Regions from separate parts of the Mus musculus genome. Here region 2 is linked to region 1. The links are chromatin loops, found by intact Hi-C in ENCODE. Cell type or tissue: left cerebral cortex. All regions are shown on one strand. Links, peaks and the distances in the headings refer to the core of each region. The heading gives the core; the rest is flanking DNA. Region 1 holds the start of Cacna1a (calcium channel, voltage-dependent, P/Q type, alpha 1A subunit). Region 2 overlaps Cacna1a (calcium channel, voltage-dependent, P/Q type, alpha 1A subunit).

What was found. Peaks named below come from ENCODE experiments on the same cell type or tissue, not always from the same donor. Only the 100,000 strongest peaks of a DNase experiment are listed, where the experiment ranks them.
Region 2: a loop joins it to region 1, with 2.8 times the contacts of the local background. A loop is called at or near these places in 5 of 42 quality-filtered maps.

What each region holds. Positions count from the first base shown.
Region 1 is chr8:84,411,240-84,427,687 of GRCm38, forward strand. It overlaps Cacna1a (calcium channel, voltage-dependent, P/Q type, alpha 1A subunit), which reads left to right and starts at 4,125. Exons shown (of 47, transcript NM_007578.3): 1 at 4,125-4,704. The coding sequence starts at 4,406. In left cerebral cortex, for the core only: a CTCF peak has its summit at 6,799; DNase peaks (open chromatin) are centred at 3,849, 4,400, 4,523, 5,023 and 2 more places; H3K4me3 peaks cover 4,170 bases; H3K27ac peaks cover 2,815 bases.
Region 2 is chr8:84,502,914-84,519,361 of GRCm38, forward strand. Cacna1a (calcium channel, voltage-dependent, P/Q type, alpha 1A subunit) reads left to right here. Exons shown (of 47, transcript NM_007578.3): 4 at 12,050-12,141; 5 at 15,698-15,850. Among named protein-coding and RNA genes, the nearest start is that of Gm32854, 78 kb to the right of the region's middle. In left cerebral cortex, for the core only: CTCF peaks have their summits at 7,082 (motif pointing left) and 11,053 (motif pointing left); DNase peaks (open chromatin) are centred at 4,405, 5,854, 7,044, 8,874 and 1 more place; H3K27ac peaks cover 2,114 bases.

The DNA.
Region 1 (16,448 bases), core at 3,423-11,422:
TCCCAGGACCCACATGGTAAGAGGAGAAAACCGATTTCAGTTAAGGTTTGCTCTAGACTCTAAAAGTGCATCTCAGCAGGTGCATGCCCGTCACACAGACAGCACCCTTGGGCATGTTCGTCCATGGACTTATGTCCTCTTTCTTCTTAGACAAACACCCAGAAGGGTCAGCAGGATAGCTCATCAGGGAAGGGTGCTTGCTGGGAGAGCGATGTGACCCACATTCTATCCCTGGCACCATGTAAAGGTGGGATGAGGAAGCCAACATCACAAAGTCATCCTCTGGTGCTCGCACACAAACAGCAATGGTAATAAATAAAAGATGCAGATCCGGGCTGAGACACCGCTCTCAGCCTGTTTGGATGTTTAGCACTGACTCTGTTTTCTGAAGTGCATATCAAACTGTCCTCTATGCTGCACAGTGTCAAAGGGTTTTAGACTCATGGCAGTGACTTGAGTAAATTTTCCAACCTTTCCCAGCCTCAGTGCTTATGAGTGGGCTGCTGGGCTTGGGAAGTGGCTCAGTCAGTCCTTGACTTTCAAGCATGAGGACCTGAGTCGGTTCTCCACATCCCACATAGGAAGTAGGGTATGGTACCACACTCCCAGGGCTAGGGAGGCAGAGTCTGGAAGATGTCTCAGGTTCACCCACCAGCTAGCCTTGTCTGCTTGGCAAACTGCAGGTCAGTGAGGAACTGAGGAGTACAATCAGAACAAGACAAAACCTGATGCCAACCTCTGTTCCCCTGTCAGTTAGTCAGTCAGTCAGTCAATCAATCAGTCATCAATCAATACTTTAATTAAAAAGGTGAGTGGAACCTGAGGAACAATATCTAAAGCTGTCCTCTGGCTTCCATGTGCATTTGCACACAGGTGCTTGACTGTGTGTATGTACACACACACACACACACACACACACACACACACACACACACACACACACACAAATGGGGCTACTCTGGAGACCATGTGGAATCTTTATCCCAGGACTCCATCATCCTCCAGATCCACTCTGGTAAAGCAGCTCAAGGGGCTTCAGAAATCCTTGCAGGTGAGGATGAATCTGGGAAAGGTTGGCTCTGCAAGGTGCAGGTCTCCTGGGCTGATTCCTGATATCCTTAGGCAACAGCTTCCTGTTTTGCACTATTGGCCTTTGAGACAGTGAAAGGCAGAACAGGGTCAGATATAAACACCATCGCGGTGTGGTGAGTGCCCTGTACCCCCCGCACAGCTCTGCCCCGTGTGTTACTTATGCCACGCCTGTTGTATCACATTCCTAGTTGTGATTTATTTATATGCTTTGTTGTTTGAGGCAGGATTTGACTAGCTTAACATGTACCCTGGAGCCCAGACTGTGCCTGAACTTACAACAATCCTCCTGCCGCAGCCTCTTGTGCAAGTGGGTGACAGGTGGGTACCACCACCACACCTGGCTTGTTTTGACAAATTAGGAAATCTTAAAATGCACTAAGAGTTTATATACAGACATAACATCACTTTCAAATGTTCCAAATGAACTCAAATGCTGCGTGTGGGCCAAGCAGGCTTTAACTAGCTGAAGATTTGCCTTCTTAGCCTCTCCCCCTCTCCCTTTCACATTCTGCTTTCCAATCCACACATATTTAGGCTTAATGAAATTCATGACAAATCATGATCCCCTGCCTCAGCCTCTGAGTTCTATGATGGCAGACCTGCACCTATAAAAAACCCAGCTTCTTTATTATTAAAACAATTTTAATTGTATTTTTAATTTTGTGTATGTGTATGGAGGTCAGAGCACATCTTGTGATAGTCTGGTTTCTTCCATCATATGGATTCTGGGAATCCAACTCACGTCAGCAGGCTTGGTGGCAAGCCCTTTTATCCAGCGAGCCATCTTGCTGGTCCCCTAAATCCATTCCTTCTTTTAAAAACTTTGTTATTTCATTTTATATGTATGAGTGTTTTGTTTGAGTGCATGCCTGTGCACCACATGCACACCTGGTGCCCAAGGAAGCCAGAAGATGGTGTTGGATTGCCCAGAACTGGAGTTACAGCTGGTTGTAAGTCACCATGTGGGCGCTGGGAATCCAACTGGGGTCCTTTGGAAGAACAGCCTACATTCTACCTTCTAAGCCACCTTTCTAGCTCCCCAAACTATTTCTTGGTACATCTGCTTTAGAAGTTAAGTTTCACATCCTATAATCCTGAAGCTACTACGTGTATAGAGCCTGAAACACTGCCCATACAAAGCCTCAATCCACAAGCAGGCAAGTTCACATGCATATGGTGTCTCAGGCAATGCCGTACTGTGGCCCCAAAAGAAAGAACCCAGATGCCCATTAAAAATAAAAAGAAAGAAAGAAAGAAAAAAGAAAGTGGACAAGCAAATTGTAGACTTTTCTTTATAGAGTATTATACAGCAAAGAAAATGTGTCACCCACAGGTTCTGCAGAATGATGCTTATTATGAGATCAAAAGGAGCAAAGCATAACTCCTGCCGAGGAAGGCATGCCAAGGTCATAAATAAAGCTAAAAGAATTAGCAGAATGCTCAGGCAGAAGTTATACTGGCACTGGCCCCCGTGTAGGCCTGTAGGCGGGTTTCTGGGGAGCTGGCTTCCAGGAGGGTTCATTCGCAGCAATTCCTCAACTTGTTCATTTGTGATTTATGTAGTTTTCTCTGTGTTCATGGAGTTTCCAAATAGGAAGAAAAAAAAAAAAAGCAGGTGGGGTGATCCAAGTGCCTTATAGAGCAGGGGCCAAACCGAGCTAGGCCAGCAGCCCCCGCCTAACACCCTAGGTCTCAGTGAGTGGTCTGCTCCTGGGAGCTCACACGGGGGCTGCCACCAGGATCTCCTATACATTAGCTTGGATTGGCCCCCTGGGACCCACAGCCTTCCTAGAAGTGCCCCAAACCATTCTTCTAGCTCATAAAAACTGTCTTCTGCTCAACAGACCCACATTTGTTCAGCGTCGGCCACCCGCACCAAGTCTCCAGACCAAACCCTCTGGTCTTTTAAGTTTCTTCCTTCCTGTTGGGCACGCCTCGTTCTAGGCAGCGACGCGGACCTCGGGTGGCAAGCAAGGTCCCTTGTGCCGGAGGACTCTGTCCCGACTTCCCCCTGCGCGCCTGGCCGCGCCTGCTCTCGCGCTGGTGATTGGTTGCGCGTGTCGCCGGGTGGGTCTTGCTCTAGGGCGCAGGGCCGCGATCTAGCCCCGGCTCCCGGCCGGGCAGCTCCCTCCTCGCACCCCGCACCTCTTCTTTCAGCGGAGCTGGGGGGAAGGGAGGGAGGCACCCGGGGGTGGGATGCTGCCAGGCTCTGCCGCAGCCCGAACCTCTGCCGAGCGGCGCGCACCGCCCTCCCTCGCTCGTTCGCTCGCTCTCTCGCCTCCTTCCCCCCGTGGGGAATTTTCAAGACTGCGCTGCTGCAATTTCCCCCCGGCCGAGGCTGCGCCGCGCCTGGCTGCGCGCACACACGCTTCCGCGCGCAGAGGAGCCGGCGGCTGCTGAATCAGGAGGAAAACAGATCGGCTTTTTTTCAAAGCCGGGGACCAGCGGCTCCCTGAAGCCTCCGAGCCCCGCCGCGCCCCTGCGCCCCGCTCCTCCGCCCTCTGCTCTCCAGTCGGGTTGAATTTGGGGGAGGGGCTGCAGCGTTTTCAGGAATTTTCTATTCTTTCCAGGTCTAGGAAAGTCAGCAAAACAGACGGACAAATCCTTCGCTGCCACCCTCTTCCTATAGCAAAGACCTGGTTTTGTTTTTTTGTTATTTAATTCTTTTCTTTTTATTTTATTTTATTTTTTTACTAATGGGCCGAGCCCACGCCTTTAGCAAGATGCCAAGCTGACCCGGACCTCGGAGGAATTTGAAGCCAGTCTCTGCGTCCAAGGGAGGGGGGACGTCCTTCGTTTAGACTTCGCGTTTTAAAGGGGGTGTGCATTGGAGCGTTGCTTTAAAAAAAAAAAAAGCTGATCTTTTTACACTATTTTTTTTAACTGATTTTTTTTTAACTGAAAAAAATTTTTTTTCTTCTTCTCCGGAGTGGGTGGCCGGGGATCGCCTGGATCGCGTCCCCGGTTATTTTTGCCGCGCCCCTCCCCCGCGCCCCGCCCCCGCGCCCTCCCCCGCACCCCTCCTCCCGCCCGGGGTCACCGCCTCTGCCGGCATGTCCCGAGCCGCGCTCCCCGGCTCGGCCGGGCCGTCCCGCTCGTGAGCCCCCCGAGCTGAGGCCGGGCGCCGCCGCCCGATGGGCTGGGCCGTGGAGCGTCTCCGCAGTCGCAGGTGCAGCCGCCGTCCCCACAGCCCGGCCAGCCTGAGCAGCGGCGGCGGTGGTGGTGGTGGTGGTGGCGGTGGCCGTGGCTTCCGCAGCGCTCGCCGCAGCAACAGCAGCCGCCGCGTAACCCGAGGCCCTTTGCTCTTTGCAGAATGGCCCGCTTTGGAGACGAGATGCCGGGCCGCTACGGCGCAGGCGGAGGAGGCTCAGGGCCGGCCGCCGGGGTGGTCGTGGGCGCCGCGGGCGGCCGAGGAGCCGGGGGCAGCCGGCAGGGCGGGCAGCCCGGAGCGCAGAGGATGTACAAGCAGTCGATGGCGCAGAGAGCGCGGACCATGGCCCTCTACAACCCCATCCCTGTCCGCCAGAACTGCCTCACGGTCAACCGCTCCCTGTTCCTCTTCAGTGAAGACAACGTGGTGAGAAAATACGCCAAAAAGATCACTGAATGGCCATATCCTTTTGCCCCAGCCCGAGCGGCTGCGCCTCCCCTCCTCCTCTTCTTCCTCCTCTTCTTCTTCCTCCTCCTCCTCCTTTTCCTCCTCCTCTTTTTTCCTCTGCGGGGCTGGGAAAGAGACCTGGGGGCTGATGGGAGCTGGGGGGCTTCTCGGCGGATAGGGGCTGGAGATGGGGGCCCGGTAGCTGAGGGAGGCAGCCTCCAGGCCTGCTGGGCTGCCGCTGCAGAGTGAGCCTGCGAGTAGTTAGGAGGCTTGGGACTGGGGGAGTGAGTGGTTCCTTGTGAAGACCGAAGGTCTGGATCCTGGGTCGGGTCGCGCGGGGACACTGATGGGGGCTCTTCTGATGGGGTCTGACTTCTGATGGAGCCCTAGCTGGGCCAGTGCTTGGACGATTTGGGTTACAGGGTAAGAGAACCCATACATGTCTCCCTCAAATCCTTCGGAATAGTACCCCGATCTCTCAACCCTGGCCTTCCACCCAAGGTGGGATCCTCAGGCCTAGGGTATAGGATACCATGTGGCCTGGCCGTAGAGAAGCCATCCCTCAGTTAGTGGCTCTGGGTGGGCCACCAGCTGCATCTGGGGACTGGTTTTTTTTTTTTTAGTGGTTTGAGGGACACATCATCAGAAGCCCTGTGTGCAACTTCCATTCTCTCCTGTCACAGATCAGAACCCCTTCAGCGTTATTTTTTGGGGTGTAAAGAAACATAATGCCATCCATCTGGTGAGGCCCATGGCCTGGGAAGATTTGAGGTGTGTTGTTTCAGTATGAGGGAAGGCTGAAGGAAGGAAAAGAAGTGGGGACCCTTTGGAGGGCTTTTTGTGGGCTTGGGTTTAGCTTCTCATACACTGGGGACCTGGGTAGGAACACCAGGAGGGTCAGCCTCCATATAGACATCTTGGGCAGGTAGGCAATCCCCCTTCCATGAAAGACCCAGAGAAAAATGGCAAAAAGCCGTTTTTCCTCTGCGGAGACTGATTGCACACACAGTGCCCCTGATTCCATGAAGTCCTCATTTGCTTCCCATAAACCTGGAAGAGGACATGCTTAGCATCTGGGGAGATGCAGGCAGGCGCGGGTGGGTAGAGTTGAGGTTTCTCTGCCGTCTAAGCATGACCCAGATTCCTGGTGTGGGGGGGGGACACACCCTGCTCCCCAGGCTGGCTGGCCACCCTGCCATGCCCAAATGTGCCTCTTGGCTTTTCAGGCTCCAGTCTGTTGAGGGCCAGAATTATCTGGGCTGGTCAGGTCCTTAGAGTTTACAAGGGGTCCATAGCTCCTCTGTAATGGGTGGGGCCCTTCCGGCTCAGGCAGAGCTGGGCTCTCGGAGTTTCTGTTCCAAGAGCACAGAGGGCTGCATTCACTTCTGGGGGCTCCAGATGGTGGTTCCTGGGGCTGTGAAATCAAATCAAGAGAGCAGGAGGTTTCAGAGTACGGGGTTTACTTGGAGGCAGTGAAAATTAGGTGTCAAAGGCCTTTTTTTGAGGAATGTCTCCATAACCACAGTGTTATTGGTGCCAGGATTTTGCCCCTGAATTCCTCCTTGCAAAGGTGGGTCCTGAAGGCTGGCAGTGTGCACTCCCAGGCATTCCAACCCAGTAACATGTTCAGAGGATGTGTGACTTTAGTACACATTCTGGAAAGAGTCGCTGGGGCTTAGAGGATGACAGGGGGTACAAGCACAACTTCAGGTGGCGCTAGGGGCCGCCGTCTTGAGGGAGCAGTCACTGGCCTGATGGGGCTTTCTTGTTGAGATGACTTTCCCCCTCTCTGTAGCCTTAGAAGAGGAGGCAGAAGAGCTGGCGAGCCCCTCAATTGTCCTCAGCTCACCCCTGTCTCTCTTGGATGCTGCAGTTCTGAGAGATGTAGGTGGTGGACCCTCACAGAAGTTATGTTTGGGCTGAGCCCTGGGCACCGTGAGAGCATCCCAACCTTGTTTCTTGGCTAGTTCAGGCCTCATTTGCACTGGGTAGCTTTGGAATGAGTGTGTGCAGTTTCCCGCCCTCTCTGCAGAGCCTCTATTCCCTTTTTGGCCCGAAGAATCAAACACTGTTATACAGCCCCACTCCAGAAGGGAGCGCTTCCCATCCCAGACCCAGCAGTCTCCAAGCCAGGTCATCATGCAGGGAGCTGCTTCCGGGAGGATTGGAGAGGGAGGGACAGAAGACCTGAGGCTGTTCCATCAAGAAATTCAGGCCAGTGGGAGGGAACAACACAGACTTGCCTGGGAGTCAAGATACCACACAGAACATTGACTTTAAAAAGAAAAAAAAAATCCAAATACTATTGGCATTAGGAAAAAAAAATGCTTAAGTAATTTCTCTAAAAAATTTCTTTTAGGGAGGTGAAGACAGAGTCTCATGTAGTCCAGGCTGGCCTCAAACTCTCTATGTGGCTGAGGAGAGTTTGAGTCATGACACCAGCTTTGCTCTGTGTTGGGGCTGAAACCAGGGTCTCACACATGCTCGGCAAGCACTCTAACAGTTGAATGAGCACATTCAGAGTATTTTAGAAAAAAGCCTAAGATGTGTACAGGCAAGCATAAGAGTTGGGGTTGGCACCACTGATGAATGCACACCCTCCAGGCCAAAGGACCTCTGTCTTCCCCTCCCGGATCACATCCGAACAAGATCGGCTGACCCTCTAACCTCCTTTTTATGCCTCATGTAAATGGGACTGGAGCAGTGTTCTTTTGTACCTGACTGCTCTGAGGATACCTTTAAGATGCTTTCTCATGCTGCAATGCATCCAGAATGTCACTGTGTGGTGGCCTCTCGGATGTTTATCATGGGCCTTTAGGGATGATCTCTTCTCCACTTTCTGTTGTTTCCCTCGGAACTGGTCTTGGAGTGGCCTGACCCTACCAGTTTCTAATGTGTGGAGCAGGGCATGCTTTTAGAGGTCAGTTTATAGAGGGTTGTGGGACCATATGAACGGTGGCCATCTTTGCTGTCTGTGGAGGGGGAGGGGTTACAGGACTGTGGAGTTGACTGTGGCCAGGGAATCTTCCTCCCACCTGCAAGTTCCAGTGTGGTCAACTGCTAAGGGTGGAGCCTTGCTTTCTCCTCACTTTGAGACAGTTGGGCCACCTCAGCTCCATCCTCTCTGTCTCCCAGCAGCTCAGGCCACCAGAAGAGGTGTCCTTGCATCCGGGTAAGAAACTCCTAGTACAGTCTATAACCGGCGATGTTCTCTCAGCGAGCTGCCTTGAGCAAGCGGCACACACCTTCACTCGTGGTCCCATTTATTTGAAATCTGGTTAGAATGTAGAAAAGAGGGGCTGTGATGGTCCCCACGGAGCTAGGATCCGTTGAACCCCAACTTTCCTAGAGCATCCCCTCATGCTGCCATCTGCTTCATCAAATGCCAGTGTCATCTTTCCACCCTCCTTATGCTAGTGTGCCTCCCTACTCTGGCTGTGAATTCTGACTCTTCAGTGCTGGGGCTCCGGTTTGTGTCCCTCTCCACACATTGGCCAAGTTTGTAAAACTCAAGAAGGATCCTGGAGTCACCATAACATCAGGGCCTGTGGGCACTGGCTGTTGGCTCTCCTCAGAACCGAGAAGTGTGATAGGACCCCCGAGAGATGCAACAGCCCGTGGTCAGAACATGGCCTGACCTGAAACCTAAAGTGTTCTAGAGAGTTTGACTGAGATGGAGAGATGTTTTGAGCTATAGAGTTTTTCTACTATATGCACTTTCTAGGAGTTTCCAGAGAAGCCATCTGGGAAGTAAGAATTATCCTGGTTTTGCCACTGGGAAGTTTATTCCACAAAGGTATGATCCCTCACTCAAAAACCTCGGAGAACCTGAAGATCTGCCCATCTGGAAGCAAAACCAAAGTGGCTCAGGGTCTATATGGCTTTTTTGGGGTGCTGGCTTGGGACCCAGAATGTCATGCATGCCAGGGAACTCAAGCCCAAGTTCTTGTGCAGTCCACTTGGGTAGGTTTTAAAGCAGAAAAACCAATGTGTTTAATGAAGGTCTGCTGATTCACCCCCACCCTGCCAGGAATACCACAGAGACAGAAGGCCCCGATTTAACTATGGTTTTCGGCTTAGGATTCTCTGACTTAACATGAGGCTGGAGAGAGGGCATACAGGCAATAGGTATTAGAATCGAGATTTTGAATTGTGGTCCTGTCTTTGGGCTAGCAGTGTATGGTCTGTTGTTGGCTTGTCATGCGGGACAGCTAAACAAACAGTAGTGCCAGGTGGCCAGTGATGGCAAGGTGATGGCTGATGTGGGCTGGTTGAGGGGCTGCAGGGTTGATTGGCTGATTTCGGTTTATCTGGTGGTATCAGCGATTCTTCCCGATGTGGCTCCCCAGGAAGGGAAAGAGCATCTGGGTCTTATGCTTGTAGGGCGTCTTCCATTAAAACGATGGTTCCTGTCTGTCATTGGCCTTGGGGAGTGGCTCAGGATGCTGCCTTTCCATCAGGAGCTCTTTCCCCTGTCCCTCTTCTGCTCTGAGACAGGGCATACTATATAACTCATGTTGACTTTGAACTCATGGCCCTGATTGCCTCGGTCTCCAGAGTGCTGGGATTGTATCCAGTGTGCTTCTGGGACGCCTCTGCTGCCAGCTCAGGGCTGTGCTTGGAGTCTCCAGGTCATCCTGTGGTCTCTTCCCTTCCGCTTAGAAAGCAGGTTTGCTGAGGTGTGATCTCTTTGTAACAGGCTCTGTCTTGCGTGTGTATGGTTTGGTGAGTTTTGACAGATGCGTAGACTGCGGAGCCACTGCCCTATTTGACATACAGAACAGCTCCATCTCCCCAAAATATTCCCTGTTCCTCTTCTGAGTCAGCACCTCACATCTCCAGTCCCTTGTGACCTGTGACCTCATCTCCTTTTCTAGGGTTCTTTTTTCTTTTTCTAGAAGGTTCTAGAAATAGAATCGTGCACTAGCTTTTTTTTTTTTTCCTTCAGTGCTACGGATGGAACCCTGAGCTTCCTGCAGAGTAGGCAAGAGCTCCACCATTGAACTACAGCCCCAGGTCTTGACTTTCTGAGGCAGTCTCTCGATCCGCCTGCCTTCATGATCTCCTGCATCCCGTTGCTGGGAGACAGGCAGCACTGGGGTTTCAAAGGCTGGCTTCATCTGGTCTGTAGTAGTCTGAGTATCATTAGCTTATCCTCAACACCGCCCACTAGATCCCTGTCGCACTAGGTAACCCTGGCTTCCCCCAAACTCACTGTGTACACCAGACTGGCCTCAAATGCACAGAGATTCACCAGCCTCTGCCTCTTGAGTGCTGAGATTAAAGGTGTGTGCCACCCCACCCTCTCCCTTTTTAATTGCTGAGTAGTATTCAGTGAATGGGCTACAGTTTGTCCCCTGGGTTCCAACTGAAGGACATTTTGGATGTCTCCAGTGTGGGTGATTATGAAGAGAGCAGCTGTTAATGCCAGCATCCGGGTTTTATTGGGAACACTGTGGAGATATATTTCATTTCTTTTTTGTAAAGGCCCGGGTTTGGGATGGTTGGGTTTCCTGATAGGAGCAGGCTTAATTTTGCAAGAGATGAGATGTCCAAAGTGTCCTCCAGAGTGGACACAGGGAATGGTGCACTGTCTGTGATCCCTCAGACCCTAGATCCTGAACGCCACACCAAGGGATGGCCTCAGGGGTGCAGACCAGACACAGCTTTGTAAGGGACAGTGGTTAGATGCCATAGCTGGGCATGACTGAAGGTGTGCTCAGCAACTCTGTGCTCACACCAGAAGAGGTCCTAGTTTCTGCAGTAGCAAAGAGTCAGGCTCCATCACTCCATTGTCTTCATTACAACAGATCTGTGCTGGCCAAGTCACCTTAAACGTTTGTTGAGTGAGTGCAGGAAGAGTCTGTCTTCACCCACAGGCTCCTCTGCTGCAACATCTGATGTGGCCTTATGCTGATATTTCATGTTCCAGATTTTCAGGGCAGAGGCCTGGGGGCTGTGAATAAGGCTGTTGAGGCAGGGAAGGTCTCCTAAGTGGTGCTTGGGCAGTTGAAAGCAGGGCCTCTGAGATGAAAAGCCTGCCAGGTGCCTGGGTATACACTTTTGTTTGCTGCTGCTCGTAGAATGAACCATGTATGCACTTTCTCTCTGGTGAAGTCACTGCTAGCAGGGCTTACTTTGCCTCGCTCTCATGCAGCTAATATATTTCCAAGAATCATCTCTCTTTTTTTTTAATTTTTTTTTGTTTTTTTGAGACAGGGTTTCTCTGTGTAGCTCTGGCTGTCCTGGAACTCACTTTGTAGACCAGGCTGGCCTCAAACTCAGAAATCCGTCTGCCTCTGCCTCCCAAGTGCTAGGATTAAAGGCGTGCGCCACCACGCCCGGCTCAAGAATCATCTCTTAAGCAAGGGGCCATGAGTCCCAAAGAGGGCAGAGGAGAGAAGAAAACCCTTGAGGGGCTGGAGATGTCACTCAGGTGGTGCTTGCCCAACATGCACAAAGCCCTGGGTTCCATCCCCAGCATTGTAGAAACTATGCATTGTGGTGCACACCTGTGATCCCAGCACCCAGGAGGTTGAGGCAAGAGGATTAGAAGTACTCAGTCATCCTGGGCTACATAGCCAGTTTGAGGCCAGTCTGGGTACATGAGGGTCTGCCTCAGACAGAAACCTCAATAGAACAAAACAATAACCAGAAAATGTCTTGGCATGTGAATAGACCAGCATCGAGTGTTAGATTCCTTGAAGCCACCCAATCTCTGGTTGAGGCCTCAGTTCCTACACTTGGGGTTGTGAGGAAGCAGCTCCAGCTAGCGTATTGAGAGGTTCTTGGTGGGGGGTGCTGCCTAGAAAATGGTTGGCATGTCAAGAACATTCCAAAACGTATGAACAGAATCGTGTGTGCCGACAGGATTGCATGTAGCTGAGGCTGACCCTTGAACTCCTTGCCCTCCCACCTCTGCCTCCCAAATGCTAAGGTAATAATCTTGGGCTTCCATGTAGGTTTCCTGGCGTTGCGTGGCCAAGATGGGCCTGTTAGACAGAAGGCTACTGTTTCTAACATGTCCCTCAAACATTGTGCATCCTTGATCCTTTCTAGAAGCTTTCAGGGAAAGGCAAAAAAAAAAAAAAAAAAAAAAAAAAAAACCAACAAAACAAAACAAAACAAAACAAAGCAAAAAGTCTCACGTCTGCTTGGCCCACTTTTCGATTCCCTTCAGTCTAAGATAAAATTACTTCCCTTCCGCTGCTCAGTCCCTCCCTCTGCTCAGTCCCTCCCTCAGGGGTGACAGGGTGAGGGTTTGAACTGTGTAATTAGCTTGCTGGAGCCTCCCTCCCACCCCTTGTCCTGTCCTTCAGAGCTGGTCAGGAGACCAGCTCAGAATGAGACCAAAGTCTCCAGTGGCTTCTCCGAGCATCCCTGGGTGCGCACTGCAGACCCACCAGAAGAACCTTGCTCAGATCCTGGGTTAGAATTTGGGAGTTTTCTTGGTGTGGAAGACCCACCTATCAGGAGGATCATGAGTTCGAGGTCCGTCTTGGCCTTGTATCAGAAATCCAAACAAAGCAGAGTATGTTAACTGAGCCTCCCCAGACTCCTAGCTCTGTCTCCCTGATTATCTAAGAAAGTGAAAAACTCAAGAAATATTCTTGGGAATTGGGCAAGACAGGCAGACGATGTGAGCTGCCTCCCCCAGTTATCTGCTCTGGGTTTTTGAGGTGCCCATCAGTTCTGGACAGATGAGGATGTTGGTCTCTACAGATGCATTCTTGTCATTTTGGGGTGCTAGGGATTGAACCCAGGACCTCGCATTCTTTGATGTGTGTGTGTGTGTGTGTGTGTGTGTATGTATGTATTCATATGTACTCATGGATGAAGCAGTATAGATATTTTGTTTTCTGAGACATAGTGTCTCATTGGCCTGGAGCTTTCCAAGTAGGACAGGCTGGGTGGCCAATGGGCCCCAGGATCTTTCTGTTTCTACTTCCCCAGTGCTAAAGTGACCAGAACACACCACCATGCTTGACCTTTGATGTGTGTTCTGGGAACTGAACAAATGTCCTTATGCTAGCAAGGCAAACGCCTGGCTGACCAAGCTATCTCTCTGACCCCTATCCCTCATGGTCCCCACCCCTGTGCTAGGTATGAAAACAGGGCCATCCTTACAAATGAATGCTTGCCACCTGCTTTCCCACTGAGTGGCACCCTCAACCCCCCTTTCATCTTCTTTTTCGACAGAGAGTCTTATCATCTTCCTACTTAGCTTCTGAGTGCCGCCAGCTCTTAAAGGTACTTGATGGTTGGCTCAGACCAGCCACCATATTGCTCCCACTCCCTCCCCTGGGACTTATGACGTGGTCTAGCTTGGTCATCCTGCTGAGGAATGCCACTCACATTTCTAGGTGGGCTTCCCATTTTGGGTCTGTCCATTTTATATGAATGACTATTAAATGGACACAAAGACTCTAATCCAAGTATCAGGGCGTGGCCCAGTGGAAGAGCACTTGCTCCATGCACAGGCCCTGACTTTCATCCTTAGCACTTCCTCCAACCCCTAAATCAAGGGAATGGGAACAATGTTGAGACTGAGCCCTGCTCCATGGCAACAAGCAGATTCTGGCCAGTCAAGGCAGAGTTCATCACCTGTATGGTTTCCTGTCCTTAGAGTCTCAGGCATGGGCAGGGCCATGAGGTTTGTATTTGCTGCTGTGAAGCCTCATTGAGAGGAGACTGAGTTGGGAGGGAAGGGGGAGCTAATGCGTAGGTCAGAGCTGAAACAGATAGGTCGGGGCAACCGAGCTGTAGACACTCCTTAGCCCTTACACCTGCTGCCACTGGCTTCTTGTTTGTTCAGTGAGGGCAGGGCTCCTTTGTCCAAGGAACCACAGGAAGGGACATAAGATACACAGGTGGCTTGGACAATCCCATTGTAAAAAGAGTTGGACTCCATGTTCTGAAGATAGATTTAATGCTAATTAACTGTGACCACTCCTCTGTACCTCTGGGGTCTGGATACCTATTATTGCAGCTCCTGATATTACTGTGTGACTCATTTCATTTTGGGGTGATGGGGATGGATTCCAGGGCCTTATGTCAGTGAGCCACACTCCTGAAGTGAGAAAGCTGACTTGTACCAGGCTCTTAAAGGTAGCCAGTCATTGGAATTGAACTAGGAGCCATCATGAGCAAGTTGGGAACTGAACTTGGATTCGGTGCCACCACTGTGCCATCTCTCCAGCCCCTGTGCTCAGTTTCTGAGCCTCGTTTCTGATTAGGTGTAGCACCAAGCCGTTTGCTCTTTCTCTGTCTGCTCCCTTACATCCTGGCCTAGTTCAACTGTTTACATATCCTTGGTGATGTATATTCTGGATATTTCCAGTTTGGTGTGGTTTTATTTCTTTTGCCTTTTGGAGCACTGCTAAAGCGATCCGTGGGTAATTTCTAAGTCAAGAAATGAATGAATTCAGGCTGTTCTCTGAGTCTGTGCATGGGTATCAAGTTTCAGCTAGTGTCAGCTGAGAGCTGTCAGTGTTTAGAGGACACCAGCCACCACATGGGCTAGTTTCGAGCAATCTCTTAGTCCACAAGTGGGTCTTCTGCAAGACTGGATCATTCCGTCAACCCCTTGCCTTCGTGTGTTTGTGGAAACCTGTGGTTTGGACCTTGGTTGTGGCAATGGCTGCACGAAGCACAGGGCAGAGTGGAGGACTTGTGTCCAGCAGTGGCTGTGTCTCAGACCCCACCTCTGAGGGCCACTGGCTGGATGCTCTCAGATGAGTCTCTTGTGCCTTGTCTTCTGCCGCAACTGAGTGTACAAACTAGACATCCCCCTCAGAAGCTTAGTCCTCAGTGCAATAGGGTTGAGAGGTGATTTCTGAAGGGTAGCTAGGTAGAGATGAAGGCGTGGCTCATTTATACAGTTTTGCCCTAGATCCCCCAGTGAGGGGCTGGGGTGTGGCTCAGACATAGCGACTCTGCCTAAAATCATCCGGTGAGAGACAGGGGGTGAGACTTAGTGGTAGAGTCCCTGCCTAGGATCCCCAAGTGAGGGGTTAGGGGTGTGGCTTGTTGTATGGGGTGCTCTGCATACACAGTGGAGACAGAACAGATGACTAGGCCCTGAGGGTCCCGCTTGTGTGAGTGGGTTAATGCTGTTGTCAGGGTACGAGGCTTCCAGGGGCAGGAAGATTCTCCCCAGTTCCCCGGCCTTCTCTGAAGCTTTCTCTCTTGCCTTTCTGATCTCCGCCACGGGCTGATGCAGCGTGGTGACCCTCACAGATGTGCTTTTGACATCAGGCTCCAAAGCTTTGAGAAATGCACTTGTTTTCTTCATACATTACCCAGCATGTGATATTCCATTACAACATCACACAATGGCTGAGGGCATCGTGCAGTCTACATATCAGGCTTTTAGTGGCTCTCTTCTCGGATGACTGACTGACTGCATTAGTTCAGGTGGTGCTTCCTACAGTGGGCAGCACTCAGCATAATGGACTCTTCGCAGGGAGATGGGTGGATGATGGACATATTTGGGCTTCTCTGACCTGATGCTTGGATTAGTGTATGATGCATAGTAGGTGCTCCATGTGTTTCTGTTCTGCTCTGTGCCAAACGCTCCTTCAGCACATCTTATCTTATTGTTTGACGTCTATGCTGGACTCATACACTGTCACTTCAGAACTAAGCCTAAGGGAAGGTAGCTACAGTCTTACTTTCTTTGCCCCAAGTGCTGGAGAAGGAGCCCAGCACTTCCGCACATGCTCTGCGAGTGCTCAGCCTTCGAGCTGTGCACCAGACCTGCTGCCTAGAATCTCTTGGTTCGCAAGCCCAGGCCAGATTTTCCCACCTCTCCACCATCTGTTTGTGTGTTCCTATTCACTCCCTCCCGTTCCCTGTGACCCAATGCCAGACTCACCTCACCCCCGACTGCTCCTCCTTCCTCTCCACATCCTTTCGCTGAAGCCAGCCCTGTCTCTATGAGTGCCTCTTTTCAAGCCATCTGATGCGTCAAAACTGTACAAACAGACCATGTTCCTCAAGGGTTTTGCAAGGCTTCAAGCTGTTTGGGCACTGAACAAACTGGAAAGCATTGGAAAGGTTCGTGGCCTTTGACTACTTTTGCAAGTTTTCTGAATGTGAACTTTTGACATTTCTATCAGTTTTTAATCTCACTGAAGCAGTGTCTGTTTTGGATCATGGCTTGGGGGAAGAAGAGGTTCCGTGAAGTTATGGTGGATGCGTGGGTCAATAGACAGAAAGGACTGTGTCTTAGTTACTTTCTGACCAAGGCAACTTAGAGAAGGAAGTGTTTATTTGGGCTTATGGTTCCAGAGGAATAAGCGTCCATCATGGTGGGAAAACAGCATCAAGCTTCGAGCATCAGGCATGGTGGCAGGAGCAGGGAGCTGAGAGATCACATCTTCAAATATAAACATGAAGTAGAGAGCAAAACTACAAGTAGGGAAGTGGTGTACTTTCTCCAGCAAGGCTGTATCACATGACCTCCCCAAACAGTGTCAAAAACTAGGAACCAAGTGTTCTAATACTGGAGCCCACAGGGGTCATTCTTATTCAAACTACCACAGACAGGTGCATGGATGAATGGATAGATGGATGAATTGATGGATATGGATGGATAGGTATTGGGTGGTCAATGGACAGATGAATGGATAGTTGGATAGATAGGTAGGTGTGTGGACAGGTAGATAAGTGAGTGAACAGGCTGGTTAGGAGATGGATGAGTGGATGGATGGATGGATGAATGATGAATGGGTGGATAGATGGATGGATGGATGAA
Region 2 (16,448 bases), core at 3,685-11,684, 92 kb after region 1:
GTCCTGGACAGAAAGCAGTCCACAGCATATCCCACCCCAAACTGCCAGCACTTCCAGCTCAGCATCCAGGAGACGGGGAAAGACCCAGCCTCTGCCAGGCCCTCCCTGGGGCACCCACTTCACACCCTAACCTCTGGTCAGGGGCAGCTGGATTCTCTTGTTCCCCACAGAAAATGAGGCAGTCTGAAGCAAAGCTCAGTTTACTGAGGAAAAGGTTTTTAAATGTTTACATTTATTTATTGTGCACATGTATATACACGTGTGTGTGTGTGTGTGTGTGTGTGTGTGTGCATCCATTTATACTTGTGTGTGGAGGTCAGAGGACATATTGTGGGAGCTGGTTCTCCCTTTCTACTGTATGGGGCCCTGGGGATTGAGCTCAGGACACCAGGCTGGGCAGTGGGGACAGTCACCTGCTGAGCCGTCATGCCAGCCTCAGCATTGTCTTGGTACAGACATCCATGCACACTTATGAAAGAAAGGACAGTTGTACACCTGGGAGTATTTTGGTGGCCTTTGAAGTTACATTGCTAAAAGGCTTTGAAATATCTTAGTGTTCTGTTTGCATCTAAGGAACTTATCTAGAGTGAGGTGGTTTATGAGGGGCCCTGGCTAAGACCACTTGCTGAGGTAAGATTGTACATCAAAGGGTATCCAAGGACTCTGTCTTAGTCAGGATTCTCCAGAGGAACAGAACTTATAGACTTAGAAAATGGAGAGAGAGGGGGGAGGAGGGATTTATTAAAATGGCTTACACAATGTGGTTCAGCTAATCAGCAATGGCTAGCTATGAACTGAAGGTTCGAGAACCCAGTAGTTGTTCATTCCACTAGGCTGGATGTCTCAGCCAGTCGTCCGTATACACTGGAACACTGAAGAAGTAGAATCTAATGCCAGAGAAGTGATGGACTTACTAGCAAGGCGAGAGAATGCAGGCAAAGAGCAGGTTTCCGTCTTCTATGCCCTGTGTATAGGCTGCCAGCAGAAGATGTGGCCCAGATTAGAGGTGACTCTTCCTACCTCACATGACCTGGATTATATGTGTGTCTTCCCACGTGAAAGATCTGAATTAGAAGTGGGTCTTCCCACTTCAAATGATTCAGTGAAGAGAAAAAAAATTCTCACAGGGGCGTCCAACACTTTGGGGTTTTAGTTCATCCCAGATATAGTCAAGTTGACAACCAAGAATAGCCATGGCAGACTCCCTTCTGCCCACAGGTCAAAGAACATGTTTTTCCTTGACTGGGACAGGGCTCTCAAAAGTATATATATATATATATATATATATTTTTTTTTTTTGAATTCTATGAGTGCATGTGTTTAGAAATGTGTGTGAGTGCAGGTGCCTGTGGAGGCCAGAAGAGAGCGTCAGATCCTCAGGGGCAGGAGTTACAGGTGATCGTGAGCTGATCTGTGGGTGCTGGGAACCCAGCACAGGTCCTCAGCCGAGCTATGAGCACTGTTAGCTGCTAAGCCATCTTTCCAAACCCTGAACATGTTGTTTAATCCTCTAGTGAGATGCGAAAAGAGTTACGGTAACTCAGATGTACTTTAACTGAGCAGGGGCTCCTGTTACTCTGATATCCTTACTTGAAATGACTCTTGAAAAGGAGAAACTGGGGATAGGTCCCTTGGGAAATGCGTGTGAGGGCCTGGGTTCAATCCCCAGCATCACTTAAAGAACCTGGAATTTCAGAGAGCATCTCTACCCCCGCGCTGGGAAAGCTTGCCGGCTAGCTAGTCTCGCCCGTCAGTGGGTGCCAGTGTGAGTGAAGGTCTCGAGCTTGGCCTCAGGCTCCTTTCTCCTCTGAGCCACCCTGCCTGCCTCAGTGCATCATTAACTCCCAGGGACCGCAAGCAGGTTCTGGAGTGAGAGGCCCCTCCCTGTCTCAGGCCATGTCACCTCCTTATATTCCCTATCAGATCATTTTAAAGAAACATAATTTTCTACCTCCTCCTCCTCTGTGTTTGGTGCCTTCTGCCTAAAAATCTGCTCTTGGCTGAATAGCTGTACCCTTAGGGAACTGCGGAGCCAGCCCTGATTCCCAGTGCTGTAAGCCCTGGAGGACTTTGGCAGATAGCAACAAGAAACAGACAAGGCTATCGAGGTCTCTGGAGGGAAATCAGTCCTCTATCCTGGAGACTCGGGGAAGGCCCAACCCTGCAGAAGGGACTGAGGTCAGGAAGGGAATAGGGAAGCATTGCCCTCCCTGGATGTCCTCCTAATACCTTCCCTAGCCAGACACAAACAAAAGATGCAGCCCCAGCACCTACCCTTAGATGAACCCAACCGGGAACAGAGCAGAGCATTCTGGGAGTATAGTCCAGACACTTACCTGTGTCCAAACCCAAGGTCGGAAGCAGAGATGCCATCCCAGCACCTACCTTTAGGCAAACCGAAGCAGAAAGCAAAGTATTATGAGGTTTGTAGTCCGTGTGGTTCCACCACACAACACAGCTGACTGGAGAATGGATGTAGGGTGTCACAGCCACACCCCAGCTGTGAACAAGTATTGCCTCTGCCGAATTCTCTAACCTTAACTGCAGAATCGCACACTACATGCACTGATCCATTTTCATTGCTATGATCAAACACTCGAGGTTGAGCAGTTTCTAAAGGCAACAGATTCTTTGGTTCTGAGTTTGTATACCAAGCTGAGCTCTGGCAAGGGCCCCCAGAACTGCTGCACACAGTTGGTTGGCATACTAGGGTATGACTGAGGAGAGGTTATATGGAGATAGCAGACAAGAGAAATCCCTGGTCTTGCTGTTTTATACAGCCCTCTTGGAAAAGTTAAGGAGTGTCCCATGAGAACTGTGACCTCCCACTAGGCTCTGCTTTTTTTAAAGGTTTCATTACCACCTATTGTCCCTAATGTACGCTGACTTGGATGGTGTGGGATAACAGGACGTGTGGGCATCCCATTTCTTTGGGTGTTTCTGTGTGTATTGGAGCCCTTCGGTTCCTTAAGGCTCTGCCAAATGTCTATGAATATAGTTGTCCCTTTCTTTCTCTCTTCTTTCTCTGGGGTGTGTGTGTTTGAGACAGGGTCTCACTCTGCCATTCATGCCTGCTTTGAACTCCACTAGTACTACATTCAAACCTGTCCCTGTCATTGAGAGCTTCCCTCTACACTGTGTCCCCTATAGATCCTAGCCCCTCTTGATGCTAGCCTCTGTGTAGAAGGCATACCCCGCCTGCCTGACTGGCTTACAGCATTATCTCACCACCACCACTTCACTTCCACGCTTATCAGACTCCTGGGAGCCTCGAGCTTCATCCATACTGTGCAGCCTTAGTAATCCCGGCACTGTATTACAACTGCAGGGCTGCTTCCTCCCAGCTTCTGGGTAGTGGTTTGAATATGCTTGCCCCAGGGCGTGGCACTATTTGGAGGTATGGCCCTGTGGGAGGAAGTGTGTCACTGTGGAGGTAGGCTTTAAGATCCTGGTCCTAGCTGCCTGGAAGCCAGTATTCTGGTAGCAGCCTCCTGCACCATGCCTGCCTGGATGCTGCCATGCTCCCACCTTGAGATAATGGACTGAACCTCTGAACCTGTAAGCCAGCCCCAATTAAATGTTATCCTTATAAGAGTTACCTTGGTTATATTGTCTGTTCACAGCAGTAAAACCCTAACTAAGACACCCTGGCCCTTCTTACTTAAGAAAACTCTGCTTTGAGAGGCTCAGAAACTGTCCCCAAAGAAAAACAAATCCTTTAGTTTGCCTAGTTAATTTAGAAGACAAGGGGAAAGAAGTATTCTCTGCATGTGGGTGCAGTGCTCCGGTGGGTGAGCAGTCAGAGCTGCCACAGAGTGACGCTGAGGAACAAGGAACAGGCCTCACGGCACCAGGAACCTCAAGACTATGAGCTCTGAACCGGAGTGAAAGTACAGAGCTGTCGTCCCGCCCTTTGGGAGGCTGAGGTGGGAGCATCCTGAGCTCATAAGTTGTGGTGCTCATGTGGAAGCATGCGCATCCTCCTCAGACGTTAGATCATCCTTAGAAGAGGCCCAGCACCTGACACTATGGAGTGCTGCAGGCACTTGGGTGGTCTCTGCATCATCCGAGTGACATGTCTGCCTTTGGGCTTTTTAAAACAGCCTCAAGCCCTAGTTGCTGAGAACCACAGGTTTAAACCCAGGGAGACAGAGGATCAGTTTAGCCCTGTGGAGTTAGTTCCAGGCCTGCTCTCCAGGAGCAGATGCCCATAGTGGCTCCTCTGCAGGGCATGCTCGGAGGCTGCCCAGAGTCCAGGCAGGGTCTACCCTCAAGTTTGGAAAAGGACATCTGTAGGACCCAGGCCTAGTGAAAGCTCCAGACAGCCTGCCCGTTGCTCCTTCTAGACATCACTTCAGGCATGGTTCTGGGTAGAAACAGACAGCAGCACATGATAGCTAACTTCATCCCATGCATATCAGTTACAAATATATACTGTCAGAGGGCAGCACGTGATTTGCAAGGACACATTCCAGCAGGACTGAATTAAACTCAACATTGATTGCCTAACAAGGCAGAATTATAAAAATAGAGTCGAAGGGACCAGGAGCATGGCTCGGCAGCAGAGGGCCAGCCTCTAGAGTCAGCCAGTGAGGGAATGTGAATGCCGCTGGGTGATGGCATCCTGGATTCCATCTTCCCCAAACTGCACAAACTAGTAGCTGTCAAATCTTGGCTAGGAGCTGAAATACAACTGACACTTGGGTGAACGACCGAGAGAGGTGCCCTGCTCAAGGCCAAGGTGAAGCAGTTCTGTTTTCCTGATTAGTTTAACTCTGAAGGTTCTTTTTTTAAAAAAAGTGATTTTCAAGACAGTCTTCCCAAAGAGGGGGAAAGGCCAGGTGTCTCTCTCCATCTGCACCACTAAACCTGCTACCTGAGTGTGGTAACGTCAGAGAAGTTCAGCACTGAAGGATCAGAAACTCAAGACCAGGGCCAGTTGCCTTTCTATGCCCAAGGTGACACTTGCTGCCATTGTCCTCACAGGGCAGAGAGTGGAGAACGCCTCTTCACCTGAGCTCTTTTCCTGACATGGTCTCACAATGTAGCCCTGGCTGGCCTACAATTCACAGATCTGCCAACCTCAGCCTCCCAAATGCTTGTGTTCAAGGTGTGCGACACACATCCCATCTACCATTGAGCGCTCTATGAAGACCTATCTATCCATCCACTAAGGTGCTTTCTTCCTGGTTTAACCCCCTTTCCTGGGAAGACCAGGTTCCAGCAGACATGTTTCTTGGGTTCTGTGTATAGCAGAAGGTGGATTTGTACAACCCCAGATGACTGAGAGACAGCCCTGCTCCCAGGTTTCACCTTGGTAGCACTTGTGAATCTTAGAAGCATGGGTCTCGTGTAGGCTGGGATAGGGAGTCACAGAATCTTCCATCATCGCCAGAGCTTTCCACGCTCACGGCCTCTTCATCCCACTCTCTCGGCTGACAGCCTCACTGATCACCCCAAGCCCCAGGCCCAAGACTGCCCACACGCTTCTCTCCTTATTCACAAGGGCATGGCAGTCACGGCCTCTGTTAATACTTACTGATGCGGACGGGAACATGCCGCACAAACCCAAGGTCCTGAGTTCAGATCCTCAGAACTCATGCAAATGGCAGGTGTGCCAGCTCCCAGTCTGATGATGTGAACAAGGTAGATGAGAGATGGAAAATGAGATCAGCCTCTGGCCTCCACCTGCACGCACATGCAATCACACCACGTTGGGGGGGGGGAGGGGTAAGGGGGCGGATGGCAGAAGAAGAAATTCGTGCTTACATACTTCCAACCAGCAGAGAACGTGATACTCCTCCCCACCCACAGCCACACCCCGGTGGAAGCTGATCCCGAAAGAATTTAGCTGCAATAGCATAATGAATGAGATGAAGACGAGGCAGCAGACATCGTTCCAGAGGCTCACACACAGCCCAGAAATCCCCTCCCCCCCAAAAGAGAAGTAGTTACCATCTCCAGTTCACTCAGGAAACTGAGGCCCAGAGGGATGAGATGAGTTGTCCAAGGCTACACAACTGGTGATTAGAACAGTTTGGATCTGGACCCTTTGAGACCCTCATTACAGAAAGTATGGAGGACACTTGATTGTAGGGTTGGATCTTTAGCATGGCCACACCCGTATGAAGTCTTTCCAGCTTCCTGATCGTTCTTCACTTTAGGGATTTTTTTTGGTCTCCCTATGGTCAACAACACTTCCAAAATGTCTTCCAGTCATCACATCAAGACACAAGGCCAACAACCACAGACAGGAAGAGAAAGGGCTGTTTCCTGACGTTTGACTCTTCTCCAGGAGAAACTCTTTCCCGGAAATACCCAGCAAACTGACTTGGGCTCTGGTATCATGTAACTAGGTCATATGACCAGCACACCCATAGCAAGGCATGCTCTGCCACCAAGAGAGAGTGGGAAGTCCTTGAGTGGTTCATGTAGCCCATGAGTCTTTGCTTTAAACTTCCGGGCCTCCCGTCTCTCCTAGAGGAGAGTCTGTTATCGTCTAATATCTCCACAGTTGTGTATCTTTACCTCTCCATCATTTGTGCATTCAACAAACACTTGCTGAGAACTTAATGTTTGTCAAACTTACCTTGAGGTGCTGATGGGCACCCCGGTCCCTCCAGAGTGGCCGTGCAGGAGCACCACTGTCCACGGTGCCCATGGGTGGCTGTGGTGCTCCACATGTGACCACTCTAGCTGAATTTTTTGTTTCTTTGTTTAATTTCAGTCAGTTTAGATGCATATTTAAAAGCTGTAGGGAAGCTCTACCACTCCAGCACTTGGAGGGACAGAATCAGCCTGAGCTCTCATAAGCAATGAGTGCTTTCATAAACCCATAGTAAGTCGGGCCGCTGGTTACCTATGGGCAGCCCTGCTCCTGGATGCCACAGGGCCTGCCGTTGGAGTCCTTCTGAGATGTGTAAATGCATGTACCCAGGGACTGGCTGCTCTTGCAGAGGACTCCGTGCCCACGTTGGACAGCTCACAACTGCCTTTAACTCCAGCTACTGGTGATCCACTGCCCTCCTCTGGCTGCCACAGGTGGACAGCTCACAACTGCCTTTAACTCCAGCTACTGGTGATCCACTGCCCTCCTCTGGCTGCCACAGGCAACTACATTCACATGCGTCTGTACAACCAAACACACACACACACACACACACACACACACACACACACACACACGTACGCACATACACATGATTAAAAATAAAACAAATCTTAAATAAACCCATGTACTCAAGTCTGTCCTGAGAGCTCTCTCTTCTCACAGCAGTTAGAAACCTGGTCTTGGGGGTGGCTGCCCTTGGTCTTCTGAGTCCTGCTGGTGCTGCTCTGAACCCCAGTGACGTCCTCCTCAGAGACCCTGGCTCTTGGCCCCCGGGGATGCCGCTGTCTTCCACTTGGACTTTCCTCCCTCCTCCCACGTCTGTATCCTCATCCTCTCCTCTGCTCTTCCTATGGCGTCCTCCAGAGGCCTGAGGTGGCCAGCCCTCGCTGCATGCCTGCTTTGTACTTAGTGTTTCTTCTCCAGGGGTCCCTTTTCTACTGCTCCTGTCTGCTTGGGGACACTCGGGAGCCTGTCACCCTGTCCCCTGTCATGCTGTACCACTCACCCACAAAGTATTTAGGAAGCAGAAGATGCTTCGGGACAGAGGAAAGGTGTCTGTCCTCTGAGAGAGGAAGTGGGGTGCTGCTTTGCGCACAGATGCATCTCAGTTTGGACCAGGATTTGAAATGCAGCGAGGTGAAGAAGAGAGGCAAGGGAGCCACAGTGTTCCTGACACCTGAAAGAAGAGAGTCGGCTCTGGGAGCAGTGAAGACTGAGCTAAGCAAACTCTCATGGTTGTGCTACAGGATTCTCTTAGAAGTCTCACACACAGTGGAAGTGTGTGTGTGTGTGTGTGTGTGTGAGAGAGAGAGAGAGAGAGAGAGAGAGAGAGAGAGAAAGAGACAGACAGAGAGAGAGGAATGTATGTATGTGTGCATATATATGTACACACATGCGTGTATGTGTGTGTGTGAGTGCATGCTTATATGTGTGTGTGAGTGTGTGTGAGAGAGACAGAGAGAGAATGTATGTATGTGTGAGTGCATATGTATGTGTTTTTGTGTGTGTGCATATGTATATACACACATATGTGTGAGTGTGAGTGTTTGTGTGTGTGTGTGTATTTCTTTGGTTGTTTTGTTTTTGAAGCAGGATCTCACTATATAGACCAACCTGGCCTGGAATTTACAGAGATCCACCTGTCTCTGCCCCAAGAGCGGGGATTAAAGGCCTAGCCACCGTGCCTGGCTCTACGGGAAGGCCTTTAACACAGACACCTCCAGTTCAGCCTGCCTTCCTTCAAGTCCTGATATCCCCATGAGCCTCCTCCTTCCTTGTCTTTCCTATCTCCATTGGTACCAGCTCTTTGACCCACACCAAACCCTGGCGTCACCTTAGTCTTTCCCTTTCCCACACAACGCTTACTCCCTGGTCAGATGCTCGGGGGAATTGGAACTCCTCACCACCAGGCTCTCCCGTCAGCTGTTCACTGTGGCGCTCCCTGAAAGCCTGGTACCTAAGTTTCTGTGGAATGAACAAACGAGTGTCTTTTGTTCTCCACCGCGACCCTCCCCCATCCAAGTAGTCTCTTGAAGGTCAGGCTCTGCAGGGTGGGAGTGTGAGGCTGTTCACACCTATGGTCCTGAGTTCGAGTTCCTTCTTGGTGTGACTAAGATCTTTGGTGTGACACTGATTTCTGCGAGTCTTGGCATCCTCCTCTGTAAAATGGGCCGTGAGCGACTGGCAGCCTCGGATGCAGGCCGGATGCAGCGCACCCAGGCAGGCTCCCTGATGCACAGCGTTAATGGCAGCTATATATAAACCAGGGCCTCCTTTGTACTCCCACCGCCTCTGCCCTACTTCTAGCCCTCATTACACCGGCCGCTCTCACAGCTCCTTCCTCACTCGGGCTTCATCGCCACCAATCTGTCCTCTCAGCTGTCAAGCTTGTCTTCCCCTTGCCAGCCCTAATCATGTCCCTCCTCTGCTCCACAACCTCCTGTGACTCTCACTGTCCACAGGGCAAGACACTCCCGATAGTCCCCAGGTCACAGCCTCCTGATTTCTACACTTCCAATTCCTGCCATCCTTCTGGGGAAGTGGGCAAGGGGACCGGAGCTCCAACCTCTTGGGAGTCAGTTGAAGTCATGCTGGGTGTGAGAGAGGCCAGTGCTGGTGCTGTTCTGAGGCCTGGGCCAGCTAAGGCCAAGGTCTCACAGTGTAGTGAGTTCATCTGGGGCAGCTCTGGGGCCTGGGTCTGAGAGTTTGTGACTGCGCCCTGGATCTGAGCTCCCTGGCTCTGTGCTCTGCTGTTGGGGGCCTCCATTTCCCAGTTTCCTGCCTCCTAATTCAGGAGCCACAGAGGACCTTTCACTTGGATCTGTGTGCCATCCTTGGGCTAATTGCATATCTAACACCAGCCCTGGCCATGCCCAGTTCCTATCACCAGCCCACCCTCAGGTTCTGGCCTTGCCCCACCCTGGTATTTGTTTCGTTTGTTCATTTGTATGTTTTAGTTCCAGGGTAGCCTTGAACTCCTTTTGTGTCTTTGAAGAATGATGATAAGTTGGGGGAGGGGGTTGGAGCAGAATGAGCAGAGTCTGAGGGTGGGTGAGGGAAAGGATGGGGCCAATGGCGCAGGGCTTTGGAGAGCAGCAGGAGGACTCAGCTTTTGCTGAGGAAGGTCTAAGAAGACAAGAGACATGATGGGGGTGCTGTGACAGTACAATCCCAGCTGGGTACAGTGTCCTATGTCTGTGGTCCCAGCCCCTGGGAGGCTGCGGCAGAATGATCACAGGTTTAAAGCCAGCATGGGTTACAAGTGAGAACCTGTCCCAAAGAGCCAAGGGTCAAAGGTGTATCTCAGCAGCAGGGGGCTTGCTCAGCATGGCTGTGGCCTTGGAGTCAGTACTACAAGCAACAATGATTAGTACTGGTATGTTAGAGCTGGGGATCTAGCCTGGAGGCTGAGTGTGTGTGACTGGGAGTGGTGGTTCATACCCATTATCCCAGTACATAAGGGGAGGCAGGAAAGCTGGTCCCAGTTCAGGACCAACATGGGCTGCAAAGTAAAACCTTGCCTTAAACATATGTATGTTGTACAAATATATATATATATATATATATATATATATATATACACACACATATATATATGTATATATATACACACACACATATGTATGTATATATGTATACACACACACATATATATATACACACATATATGTGTGTATATGTATGTATGTATATATGTGTATATAAATAATTTAAGATGTGTGTATATATACATATATATATAAAGACCTCCCCTTTAAATTTTATATATATAAAATTTAAGACGTGTGTGTGTGTGTGTGTGTGTGTGTGTAGAGGTGCATCTCCTTAATCTCATCATGCCTCATGCAGTAGCAAGAAAGAAATCCCGTGTCAAACAAGAGCAAAGACAAAGGCAGGCATCTGAAGGTTGTCCCCTAACCTACATATGCAGCCCGGGGCAGTGCGTGCCCATACACACAATCCACAGGAGGATACATGCAGGTTTGACATAAATAGCACGCCATTCCATAGAAGGAATGTGGGCTCCTTGCCTCATTATGGCATTGGGTCATCCTGGAAGCATTCACTGTGGATAACAGAGAATGGTTGAACTTTGAATAGAAGATGGTAACTATATTGTGGAATTAACGTTACCTGTTCCTTTTATTTGTTTAATATGGAAGCATTAAATATATTTGTTTAATGTGGAAAAGTTAGGTTTCTATTGGACAGTGCTGGTCTGTTCTCTTCTCCCTCCACTTGAGATGAAAGACATTGCCTTGTGGATGTTAGACAAACACTCTGACACTGAGCCACACCCCTACCCTCACTGGGGGATTCTAGGCAGGTGCTCTACCCCTGAGTCACACCCAGCCCCTCACTTGGGGATTCTAGGCAGGAACTCTACCCCATGATCCACACCTATCCCAACCTGGATAAGAGCACTGGGGTGCTGCCCCCAAGTGGTAAGGAGCTGTACTGGTGTAAATGCCACCACTTCCCTTACAACCCTCCCTTCCCCAGTCTGCCCCCCTCTCTCACGCATTTTTTCTCCTCGGTACACATCACTCTGACATTTGATGTGTTTACTGGGTTCTCTCAGCTTTCTCAACACACAAAGACCCTTAGCTCCTCTGTGCATGCTAAGCAACAGCTCTGTCTGCACAGAGAGAGGAGAGTGAGGCTCAGAAATAGAGTGGTGCCTGACAGGGGAAATCTGAAGAAGCCCAAAGAAAACTGCAACGTTGGGGTGAGCCAGGCATGGTTGGAATCCCAACAGTCAGGAGGCTGTACTACGAGAACGGCACAGCTCAGGCCTGCGCTGTATAGTAAGATTCTGTCTTCGTGTGTGTGTGTGTGTGTGTGTGTGTGTGTGTGTAGACTGAGACAGAAGGAATTCTATGAGTTCAGTAACAGCCTGGGCTACATAATAAGTATGCTACATTGTGATACTGTCATATATATGTATTTGCACTGTGGGGTGGTTCATGCTTTTAATCCTAGCACTCGGAAGGCAGAGTCTGCAGGAGGCTCTGTATGAGTTCACTCCAGACCTGTCAAAACTACACAGTGACATAGTGTCTCAGAAAAGTGTGTACAAACACACTTAATCTTTATCATATATAAAACAAGCATTTTGTGGAGAAAGAGAAAAGAGAACTGGGTGTCACTGGCTGTCTCTGCTCTTCATGTACCCCAGGCTAGCTGGCCCATGGGCATCTTGGGACTAGAGGTATGTCCCCTCTCTGTGGGTACACATATGCACTCATATATCACACACACATGAAAAAGGGGGGATAATAAGTCACCTCTCGTTCCAAAGGACAGGAACCATCACTGTCACTCAGTGGGAGATAGAACTGAGCTGATGCTGAAGCTGTCTAATCCCCAGCTGAGGTACAACCCCACTCACCTGCCCTGACCCCAGCTTCTGTGTCTTACTGTCATTTTCTCTTGTAGCATCTTGGCCACTGTCGGGACGGAGTTTGACCTACGGACACTGAGGGCGGTTCGTGTGCTGCGGCCACTCAAGCTGGTGTCTGGAATCCCAAGTGCGTGAGTCTCCATCCTTCTAGAAGATTCTGCTTAGCCCCCCCCCATTCCCATCAGGGCATGCTCCCCATAGGGGTCCCAGGAACCAGGTCTATGTGGTCTCTGGAAGCAGACCAGAGGCCACACCTATTTATTGAGCACCTACAGTCTGCCAGGAGTCATGTTCTGCACATGGCTTCTTTAGCACCCAGAACCTATTATAGAAACTATTTTATAAGTGGGCACAGAGAGAGACTCGGGATGGCTGAATAGTTGGATTAGGGTCAGATTAAAGAGAAGGGGCTGAGTGAGAATTAGTCTTGCCTGGGTGGTAACCCTGTGATAGTGACTGATGGCAGTTAGTACCTGTGAATGGAGCACTGCACAGAGAGCCTCCAATGCTCTCGTTTTGCCACTGTACTCAATCAGTGGATATCCATTGCACAGATGAGAAGGGTGAGGCTCAGAGGAGTTCTTGACAGGCGGGTAGAATGAACACAGGGTCTGTGCACATTCTCCTGCACACTTGGTCTCCAGGGATGTCTGGGCTTCACGACATGGGGCAGGCTGTGGCACAGGCTCAGGATTCTGTCCCCAACATTCAAGCCAGACCAGATGCCGCCAGAGGGCTATTTCTAATCCATGTCCTCACCTGATAGAAATCAGAAAGCAGTTACTCTGGGTAGCTGAAGGATAGTTCTGCTCAAAGAATACTTACCACAATTGTGAGGAACTGAGTTTGGTCACAAAGAACCCTTGCAAAAGCAAACAAACAAACAAACAAAAAACAGCTGGGTATGGTGGTGACGTCTGTAATTCTGGTACTGGGAAGGTGGAGACTGAGGCTCCCTGGAGCTCACAGCCAGTGGGTCTAGCTGAATCAAGGAATACCAGGTTTATGAGATTCAAGGCAGATACCTGACACCTGTGCGCGCGCGCGCGCGCACACACACACACACGTACGCACACACGCTCATGCACAGAGCGGGGGGTGGAAATAAGTACCACACTGCCCCTGCACTATGTTCCACATATTGGCATCATTGACCTGAGTGACTCCCATCCAGATCTGAAGAGGTTTCTCTGGTGGGCTGATGTCTCTCAGTACTTGCCTCGCCATGGCTTCCCCCTCAGCACCATAAGAAAGTTCAAAATTAAAAAGATTTCCCAGCTGACTTCCAGCACATTTATTTTACAGGGAAAAGGAGCCCATAGCCAGGCTCTGGGAGCCCAGCAGGCATCTGTGTCCCATTAAATTAAGAGCAGGTGACAAGCCAGTACTAAGGAGCTGGTGTTACTCTCCCTGGTGGATAGGGCGAGGGAGACATTTGCTAGGATGAAGGGAGAGAACAAGAAGGTAAAGTGGCCTGCAGGCCTGCTTTCCATCCTTGGTCCCCATATGGAAAGCCCTGCATCCTATGAGTCATCCTTTGACCTGCATGTGTTCACTGTGATACACACACTCACACACTAGATAGATAGAAAAAGAAAGAAAGAAAGAAAGAAAGAAAGAAAGAAAGAAAGAAAGAAAGAAAGAAAGAAAGAAAGAAAAGATAGATAGATAGATAGATAGATAGATAGATAGATAGATAGATAGATAGATAGATAGATAGATAGATAGATGTAAAGGTGAGTTAGAGAGTTGGCCCACTGGTTAGTAGCATTGGCTGCTCTTCCAGAGGCCCAGGTTCAGTTCCCAGCATCCACATAGCAGCTCACAACTCCCGTTTTGGGAGTTCTGACACCCTCACACAGACAACCATGTAGGCAAAACACCAATGCACATTTTAAAAAGTCATTAAAGTTGGGCAGTAGTGGTGCATGTCTCTAGTCCCAGTACTTAAAAGGCAAAGGCAGGCAGATCTCTGTGAGTTCAAGGCTAGTCTGATCCACAGAGCTAGTTCCAGGACAGCCAAGGCTACACAAAGAAATCCTGTCTTGAAAAGCTAAATAATAATAATAACAATAATAACAAAAACACCTACCTGTGAAGAGCACAAGGAAGAGCCCCCTTACATAATCTGCCCAGTGTCCGTGGGCTCCCCACTCACAGGTTCAGGGGCTGAAACAGTCATGGGTGAACAGCCTGTCTGATCCAAGCACATGGCTTTCTTGACTTTGTCCCTGAACACCACAGTCTAAAAATTATTTACATAGTGTTAACAGTGTATGAGGTGTTAAGAGAAGAAGCTGGGTGCCGTGGCTCATGCCATTGATCCCAGCACTAGAGAAGCAGAAGCAGGCAGATTTCTGTGAACTTGAGGCCAATCTGGTCTACATAGAGAGTTCCAGGACAGTAAGGGCTACAGAGAGAAAACGTGTCTCAAAAGAAAAAAAAAGTTATCTCAAGATATTTAGGTGACACAGGAAGACATGTGTAGACTCTGCAAACAGCATCCACTTTATAGAGCAGACGCAGGTGTCCGCAGATACTCCTGTCTACGGGACCTCTGGATACTGCGCAGTCTGTGTACGGCACGGAGACTGTGGTCAGAATTTGGCCTGCTTCACAGGAAGTTAGAGTCTCAATCTTCTAGCTTGCAATGAGGGAAAAGGTGGGGGGGGGATTCAGGGAAAAGTTGTTGTAACATTTCTTGAGTTTTAGGGCTGTGGTGGGCTACAACATAGCTCAGTTGGTAAAGCACTTAACAGAAGCACTGATGATAACGGGACTTCGCTCCCTAAGACCCACAAAAGAGTAGAGAATGGACTCCAGGAAGTTTTCCTCTGACCTCTACAGATAACCACAATAATTAATTAAATTATCAAAACACTTAGAATCATGGAACTCTTCACATAGGATGAAATTTTAAGCATCTTTAGTTTTTAACCCCCTTCTGTCTCACAAAATACCTAAAATATCTATGGCTGTATCATCTAGTGAGGTAAAGACACTGATGGTGGGTCTGTGAGGATAAGGGCTTGCCTGGGCCCTGATCTGATGTTCACATCTGGATCCTCCACACCTAGCCCACCACAGCCCCCAGGGACCACCTGACCCCAGTGTCATCCTTCTCAACTGAGCTGCTCAGAACAGGGAAGCTTGTATGGGTAGTGCCTAGTAGCCTGGGCCAGGCTCACACAAGTGCAAATGCTTGACTTTGCTGTCTCTTGAGCCCACAGAGAAATCAAATATCCCTGAGCCCCACTTCCCAATCTGCTGCCTGCCTGGCTCATGGCCACAAGCTGATGAGTTTATTGGGAATCTAGTTCTTTGGAGTTGAGAGTTGAGGTGCTGGCTGCAGGCCTATACAGTCTTGCTGGTAACCCCGGGGAGGTTTTGGATGAAGGGAAAATGGGGCTCTTTTGGCTTGGGGCAATTTAGGGAAACAGCACCCCCTTTTGGAAGGAAGCTACTGAACAGCCCAGAAAATGGCTTAGAAAGCCCTGGCTAGCCACCCTTTGGGCCCTAAAACTCCTCAAAGTAGATAATAAATATCTTTAAAGTTTTATAACCAAAAAGGCCTTTCCTGGGGGGCTGTGACCACCTCCCTCTCTGCCAGCCCCACACTGGGCTCCATGGGTGGCACTTGGCGGGGTGCTTGCTTACAGACCGGCCTCTCTGTGTCTCCACAGGTTTACAAGTCGTCCTGAAGTCAATCATGAAGGCGATGATCCCTCTGCTGCAGATCGGCCTCCTCCTGTTTTTTGCAATCCTTATTTTTGCAATCATAGGGTTAGAATTTTATATGGGGAAATTTCATACCACCTGCTTTGAAGAGGGGACAGGTAGGTCCGAGGTGTTGGATGTGAGGTTTTCCTCAGGGGACAAAGCTCCAGAAAGGACAGACAAGGACATTGGTCCTCCCAACCCCAGGGCAGCTGAGACTCGGCACTGCGACTACACAGCAGAGGGCCTGCTTGCAGTCCACAGAAACAAAGCTGTGTGTTAGCTAGGGATGCGTGCCTGTATTCCCAGAATTTGGGAGGCAGAAGCAGGTGGATCTCTGAGTTGGAGGCCAGCCAGTTTGCAGGCTAGTTCCAGGACAGCCAGCACTACACTTGACAAAAAGAAAAGAAGAAGAAAAGGAAGGCTGTTGGGGGATTGAGGTCTTGCCGAACATGCACGAAACCCTGGATACATCCCCAGCATAGCTAAACTGCCTACAGGAAAGACACCAGCCACAACTGCCTCTGATACCTCAATTGCAGCTGCAGCGTTGGGTTTGGGGTACCCTGGAAGGCAACCCAGGGGACAAGTCGTTTGTTTAAGAATGATCCCTGAGATACCCCTAGAAGTTGGGCTGAGGGTGTGCTCTTGAGCGGTTTTCCCCATGAACACAGGAAATGCTACAGTGTCTGGAAACAGCAGAGATGCCCTTCCATC